2 separate regions of the Homo sapiens genome follow, and region 1 is linked to region 2. Evidence: read pairs that join two places in POLR2A ChIA-PET (ENCODE). Cell type or tissue: CD4-positive, alpha-beta T cell. All regions are shown on one strand.

The links. Peaks named below come from ENCODE experiments on the same cell type or tissue, not always from the same donor. Only the 100,000 strongest peaks of a DNase experiment are listed, where the experiment ranks them.
Region 1: POLR2A ChIA-PET joins it to region 2 with 6 read pairs; 2 of 35 experiments call an interaction of 5 or more read pairs at or near these places.

What each region holds. Positions count from the first base shown.
Region 1 is chr5:57,132,881-57,136,880 of GRCh38, reverse strand. No RefSeq gene overlaps it. Among named protein-coding and RNA genes, the nearest start is that of GPBP1, 39 kb to the left of the region's middle. In CD4-positive, alpha-beta T cell, no CTCF peak of the experiment used is centred here; no DNase peak of the experiment used is centred here; H3K27me3 peaks cover 2 bases.
Region 2 is chr5:56,827,165-56,831,164 of GRCh38, reverse strand. The region is part of intron 1 of MAP3K1 (mitogen-activated protein kinase kinase kinase 1); the gene reads right to left. Among named protein-coding and RNA genes, the nearest start is that of MAP3K1, 14 kb to the right of the region's middle. In CD4-positive, alpha-beta T cell, CTCF peaks have their summits at 3,711 and 3,912; DNase peaks (open chromatin) are centred at 1,884 and 3,874; H3K4me3 peaks cover 1,255 bases; H3K27ac peaks cover 993 bases.

The DNA.
Region 1 (4,000 bases), 310 kb before region 2:
TGAGACAGGTTCTTGCTCTGTTGCCCAGGCTGGAGTGCAGTGGCAAGATCATGGCTCACTGCAGCCTCAACTTCTTAGGCTCAATTGATCCTCCCACCTCAGCCTCCCAAGTAGCTGCTACCACAGACACATGCCATCATGCTCAGCTAATTTTTTAACATTTTTTTTTCTAGAGACAAGGTCTCATCATGTTGCCCAAGCTGGTCTTCAACTCCTGGCCTCAAGTGATCCTCCCACCTCAGCCTCCCAAAGTTTGGGGATTTAACAGGTGTGAGCCACTGCACCCAGTACATTTTTGTTTTTTATCAGACTTTGATGAAAATTTTGGGAGTGAAAATGAATGAGGTATGGGTATTCACAGCTCAACAACATGAACCCTTCCACTTGAATACTAGATACTTCTTTTTTTTTTGAGACAGAGTCTTGTCCTGTCACCCAGGCTGGAATGCGGTGGTGCGATCTCAGCTCACTGCAACTTCTGCCTCCCGACTTCAAGCGATTCTCCTGCCTCAGCTTCCTGAGTAGCTGCAACTACAGGCGCGTACCACCACGCCCAGTTAATTTTTGTATTTTTAGTCTGTAGGGTTTCCCCATGTTGGCCAGGCTGGTCTTGAACTCCTGATCTCAGGTGATCTGCCTGCCTCGGCCTCCCAAAGTTCTGGGATTACAGGCATGAGCCACCGCTCCCAGCCAAATACTAGATACTTCTTAAAAGTTCTTTTCCAAGGAATTTTTCTTTTTCTTTTCTTTTCTTTTTTTTTTTTTTTTTTTTTCGAGACGGAGTCTCGCTCTGTCACCCAGGCTGGAGTGCAGTGGCGGAATCTCACAGGTTCACGCCATTCTCCTGCCTCAGCCTCCCGAGTAGCTGGGACTACAGGCACCCGCCACCTCGCCTGGCTAATTTTTTGTATTTTTTAGTAGAGATGGGGTTTCACCGTGTTAGCCAGGATGGTCTCCATCTCCTGACCTCGTGATCCGCCCGCCTCGGCCTCCTAAAGTACTGGGATTACAGGCGTGAGCCACCGTACCCGGCCCCAGGGAATTTTTCTATTGGCTTCTGACTCATATAGGTATTTAGTAACACCCTGGCTAGATTGTTTCTCTTCTCTCCTGGGTCTTGTATCATTTCAGTACCCTCTCCTTCCTGAACTGCAGCCCCCAAATGCAAATTCTTATTCTTTACACAGAACACAGCAGTTCTCACTGCTGTCTACTTCCAGGCTAAGATCTGGCCCCCGTTTTGCATATCCAAACACATCCAAATGTTCAGTAGAACAAAAAGGCTTTTATTTACCAGGCTCTACCCTCCTTTGATGGACATTATGGTTGAAAATTTCATTTTTATCTCATTTTTGCACAGGCAGATAGAGTGAGAGAAATTTAACAGGGACCTCAGAGAGAAGACAAACTGGGAGGGATGTGGAGCTTCCTAGGGAGGGGATTAACATTTGGAGAGCAAGTATCAGCAGTAACAGCAGTTTTAGGCTGGAGACCAAAAACCTGAAATAATCCAGTTCATGGAAAATGAGGCATACTAAGAATTCAGATCTAGCGAATGGAAGAGTAGACACAAGTTCCTGCAAAATGAGGCTTGTCAACCAACTCCATACAATAACTAGGGTACCTGATAAAGGTCCCCCATATTCTGGGCACTTGTATCGTACGGTCTGAAGAATGGGCAAGGAAGAAACCCCCAAGCCTGAAAAATCCATGTGAAAAGGGCCGGGTGTGGCGGCTGACGCCTGTAATCCCAGCACTTTGGGAGGCTGAGGCCGGCAGATCACCTGAGGTCAGGAGTTCAAGACCAGCTTGGCCAACATGGTGAAACCCCGTCTCTACTAAAAATACAAAAATTAGCTGGGCGTGGTGGCGTGCACCTGTAATCCTAGCTACTCTCGAGGCTGAGGCAGGAGAATTGCTTGAACCCGGGAGGCAGAGGTTGCAGTGAACCAAGATCTCACCATTGCACTCCAGCCTGAGGGACAAGAGTGAAACTCTGTCTCGAAAATAAATAAATAAATAAATAAATAATCCATGTGTAAAGGACTTAAGTAGGCAAGCATTCTAGGGGCTTGATACAGATCTGAAGACATTCTGACATGCATGATATGATTAATAATTGTTTTATTCCTGAGAGAAACAAGTGTGATTAAATTAAAACATTTGTTTTGGTTGTTTGGTTGGTTGTTTGTTTCTAGAGACGGGCGTCCTGCTATTTTGCCCAGTCTGGTCTTGAACTCCTGACCTCCAGTGATCCTCCTGCCTCAGCCTCCCAAAGCGTTGGTATTACAGGAGCGAGCCTTGATATTTGATAAAGGTAGCACCACAAAACAATAACAAAAGGATGGATTGTTTCTTAGGTGGCATGATAAACCTGGCTTACAGTTTTACAGAGAAAAATCAAGCTTGAACTCTCTTTTTATCGTGTGTAAAGGGGACTCAAAATGGATTCTACTATCTACTAAAATAATATTAATAGAAAATGCAGGGGACAATGTTTGTGAATCAGGAGGAAAACTTGAGCAAGATCCAAAATACCAACATGAGATTAAAAAAAAAAAAATGAGGGGCTGGGCGAGGTGGCTCATGCCTGTAATCCCAGCACTTTGGGAACTCGAGGCGGGCAGATCACCTGAGGTCAGGAGTTCGAGACCAGTCTGACCAACATGGTGAAACCTGTCTCTACGAAAAATACAAAATTAACCAGGCATGGTGGCGCATGCCTGTAACCCCATATACTCAGGAGGCTGAGGCAGAAGAATTGCTTGAACCTGGGAAGCGGAGGTTGCAGTGAGCTGAAATTGTACACTGCACCCCAGCCAGGGTGACAAGAGTAAAACTCTGTCTCAAATAAATAAATAAATAAATAGAAAAAGAAAAAGAAAAAAAATTGAATGTGACTGCATATAATTTAAAGATTTGTGTTCAATGAAGTACAAACTTATGAGACAGGTGACTGAGTTGGAAAAGATAATAGCAATGGCTAAAACCTTCAGGGCATCAAAACTAGAATATAAATAACTCCAGCAAATCAGCAAGAAAATATTGGAAACTCAACAGAAAAATAGGAAAAAGATATGACTAGGCAATCTGAAGCAAGAGAAGTCCAAAGGGCTAACAAATAATGAAGACATAATCAGCCTCACTAGAAAGCAAACAAAAATTAAAGCAAAGATATTATACCGTTTGACATTCATCAGATTGGCAAAAATGATAAAGAATGCTACATCTCAGTTTGGCAAGTATATGGGAAAGTAGGGTAAACTGATTCAGGTATTCTAGAAAGCATTCTGACAGAATTCGGTGAAAAAAGTTAGTATATACCTCTGACTCAATTATCTCTGGATATATTGTGCATATGCCAGGGAAATTCTTGCACAGGCCTGAAGGACAGTCATACAAGGATATTCTTTCCAGTAGTCCCAGCTACTGGAGAGGCTGAGGTGGGACGGTCCCTTGAACCTAGGAGGTTGAAGCTGCAATGAGCTGTGATCATGCCACTGCATTCTAGCCTGAGTGTCAGAGCAAGACTCTGTCTCAAAAACAAAAACATAATGCTGAAGAGTAAAGAAGTAAGAAATAGAACAAACAAACCTGGGCAACCTAGGGAGACCCCATCTCTATGAAAAACTAAAAAAAATTAGCTGGATGTGGTGGTGCACGCCGGTGGTTCCATCTATTCCAGAGGTTGAGGCAAGAGGATTGCTTGAGCCTGGGAGGTCCAGCCTGAGTGACAGAGACTCTCTCTCTCAAAAAAAAAAGACGAAACAAAGCAAACAAAAAAAAATACCGTATATCATTTATGTAAATTAAAATACATAGAAATGTGTTTATAACCTATATAAAACACATTAGGCTGGGTGCAGTGGCTCACGCCTGTAATCCCAGCACTTTGGGAGGCTGAGGCAGGAGGATTGCTTGAGCTCCGATGTTCAAGAACAGCCTGGGCAGCATAGCAAGACCTCATCTCTACAAAAGAAAAAAACACACACACATTAGA
Region 2 (4,000 bases):
TCACGGGTTAAAAAAAAGTTATAGAAGACAGAACTGGAATGCAGAAATAAAATTTCTAGGCTATTTTAATGCAAGAACACTGTACTTGAAAAGATCTGACACACATGACTACTTAAGCATATGGGAATGAATTAACATTTTAAATATATTATATTCCTTACGCAGAAACTTCTTACAAAACATTTACGTGCTGTTACCAATGCTTTTAATGTAGGCAATCTCTCATAGTGCATTACAAAAAAAAAAAATCAATCCTAGACTAGGTATTTAAAAAAAAAACAGTAAATGACAACATAAAATTTTCTGTCTTTGGGCAAAATTTTGTGACAGATTTTTAAACTCTTTAACCAATATAAGATTTAGCTCATGTGCTCTAAATACACACAAAATGATACAGCTGGGGCAGAAGTAACCCAATAGTATAAGGACAGGAAGTCAGACTAGGTGTAAAAAGTACAGTACAGGTAATCCAAAGTATAAAGCAGAAGGACAGCATCTGATTACACACACAAACCCTATCAATGCTCAATAAATGATTTATAAAATATTTATTTTTAAATAAAGAACTGAGAAATTTACAGGAAAATGTGTGTGTACCAGCACTATAGCAACTTTTCTATAGCACAGAACCCAGTGTAAGAGGCTTACTGAACCTGGAACACCAAGTCCCAAAACAACTTGGTCATGTGGAGTGAAAAGGCAGTAATTTAGAAAGACCTGTATATGCATGGGGGTGGGGTAGGTAGTATATGTATGTGTTTAAGAAAGAGAGAGGGAAAGTAAAACAAGAAACAGAGACGGAACTTGGGGAAAAAAAATTTCATTTTGGATTAGGTTATGGCCAACAGTATCTTCTACTCAGATAAGAAATGTCTACTAATTTGTTTTTAGTAATTAAAATATATGACATTTTAAATTTTAAATTCACAATTATAATCTGCAAAATCTGTGACATCTATCGGTATTCTGGGGCATCCTCAACAAGAAGAAAGCATTATATTACACAATATAATTCTGATAACATTTCTTTAGAAGGCTGCTGGATTCAGAGGTACTTCAGACACCAACGGTTTTGTATCTTATCACCAACACTTAGTCCAAGAAGTAAGAGGGAGAAGAAAAAGCAAGAAGTTCTTGAGCATAAACCTTTTCTCTTTAATGCCAAAACTGCTTTTTTGGACCTGAGCTCAAAAAGGGAAGGCTTTGTTCTCGTGTGTCTTCAGCACTATTTAAAACTCTCCTAGCAAATCATCTTGCAATGGAGGGAATGTCCTACTATCCACTTAAAAAACTGCAGGATGATTTCAGTTTGCATTGTGCAGATGACAGCTTAGCTGCCTTATTTACTGGTAACAAAACCTACAGCCAGTTATCACCATCAGTCACAACTACCTAGAGAATGGTGCTGAGGTGACCAAGATTCAAGACTTTGCTCTATTCCTGATCACAGCCTTATCTGGAAATCACGTGCTAGCAGCACAGAGTAAGTGCCCCAAATAAATATCTAATAACTGATCACAACAGTAAGAACTAGCATGGGTTGGGGCAGAAGCAGGAAGGATCAAGCATTCTTTACTACCAGGAATCCAAGACAAAAAATAATTACTGCTGAATGTCCGTGTGCTCTGCAATGAATTATGAACAGTTTCAGTTCAGTGTATAAAAAACAGCAATGCGGGCTCGGCATGGTGGCTCACACCTGTAAGCCTGGCATTCTGGGAGGCCAAGGCGGGTGGACTGCTTGAGCCCAGGAGTTGGAGACCGGCTTAGGCAACATGGCGAAACTCTGTCACTACAAAAAAAAAAAAAAAAAAATTTGCCGGGCACAGTGGCATGCACCTGTGGTCCCAGCTACGCAGGAGGCTGAAGTGAAAGGATACACTGAGCCCGCTAAGGTTGACGCTGCAGTGAGTCATGATCATGTCACTGCACTTCAGCCTGGGTGAAGGAGTGAGACCCTGTCTCAGAAAAAAGAGGAAAAAAAAAAAAAGAAGAAAAACAGCAATAGGCAAGGTGGTTTCTGTGAATACGATTCAAGTTGGTGCAATTACAATGATTAAATCAGTTAAACAGTCTTATTCCAAGTCTATTTGAAAGTCATAATTTTTTAGAACTTGAGCCCAAAATAATAGAATAGTGAAATGCAGTTGCATTTTCTAGTAGCTGTCAACTCTATCCAAATTACATGAAAAAACCCCCAAAATATAATTAAATGTAAATTTTCACAATTAGGAAGCAATATGATTGTTACCAAGCGATGCATTTTTAACTTAAAAAAAAAAGATGCATACATGTTTATTTACAAAAAGGTCTTTATAAATAAACACAAGAAGAAGTCAAAGAAGAAGCTTTTTTAGAGGTTATATCCAAAAATGTCCCTTCTTTATACAATTAACATTAAGAAGAAAAAGATAGCTTTTAATAGCAAAGTTGTCAAAAAATTAAAGTTACTTTAAAAACTGCCCCCTAAGGTAGTATTTGCTAAACACAAACATGCTAATGACTTTGACCTAATTTATTTTCTCCAATTTGCAAAATAATATTCTCCTAGCAGTTATTACGCTTTTTAAAAAACAGATTTTCTCATCACTTAATGTTGCTTGACAAACATGATTTCTTTTTTCTAAGCTTTTGTTGCTTTTCATTTGCATTTCTCTTTATAGTTGTTACCCAGGTTTAAAATTCCAAGAGTTTCTAAGTTCAAAAAACTAATTGTTGTTTCAATAATTACAGCTAAATTTAGCCACAAGAAGTAATTTCCAAGTTAAATTTTTGGAGAGTTGCTAGAGCTTGAATGGAACTGAGAGATTATGTAAACCAACCTTTTCTTTTCACAGATGAGAAAAGAAGACCAAGAAACCTGCATTAGGTCACAGAGATAAGAACCCTGAGGAGATGCTTTATCCCATATCACAGAATTTTGAAAGTTGCCATTTTCTATTTTTCTAGTAAATCATTTCAAAATAACAGGGGAAAATGTATTGTTATCAAGATGATGTATTATCTACACAAACCGCCTTTGCTAACCTAGTGATAAGTAGCACAGCAACCTTGGGGGAGGCTCTTAACCTCATTCTAAAAGGTTAAAGGTTTAAGTAGTGAGCATAGACAGTTACTTGCAAGAGTATTATCTACAGTTAGTATTAACTGAATACTTTTCTGGATCAAGAATGGTGCTTCATTATACCACCAACGACCCCATTTTAGAGACAAGAAATTCAAGGTTCAGAGAAGTGACTTCCCTGGGGTCCAAGTAGCTAACAGGTCTAATTCCTAGGGCCCAGGTTCTTTTTTTTTTTTGAGATGGAGTTTTCGTCATGTCACCCAGGCTGGAGAGCAGTGGCGCGATCTCAGCTCACTGCAACCTCTGCCTTCCAGTTTCAAGTGATTCTCCTGCCTCAGCCTCCCAAGAAGCTGGGATTACAGGCACACACCACCAAGCCCGGCTAATTTTTGTATTTTTAGTAGAGACGGGGTTTCACCATGTTGGCCTGGCTGGTCTCGAACTCCTGACTTCAGGTGATCCACCCGCCTCAGCCTCCCAAAGTACTGGGATTACGGGCGTGAGCCACGGCACCCAGCAAGGCCCAGGTTCTTAATCACTACAGTGCATGGTCTCTGAAATGGAAACATGTAGTTCCAAAACCACATTCAGGACCACAGTGGATGGAATTCATTTTGCCATGAGAACACTTCCCAATCTGTGAACCTCTGAAACTACATGGAGCTACTGAAGTACAAAAGCCACAGCTCCCAGATTTGTGACCCCAGACTGTCTTGTCCCAGCTCTGATGTAAATCCTTCTTGGGGCCTCCTGACCCACTTCCTAACACTCTGTGGTTACCTGTCAAATTACAAAGGCTTTTTTATTTTGTCCTAAGCGCTGAGATTCAAGGATTGGCCAGTGGGGGCAATACGAGGCAGAGAGCTCTGCGTGGCTCTCTCTCTGGCCAGAGCCAGAAATCGTGTCCCAGCTTGGTCCCTGGACCCTGCCTCCACT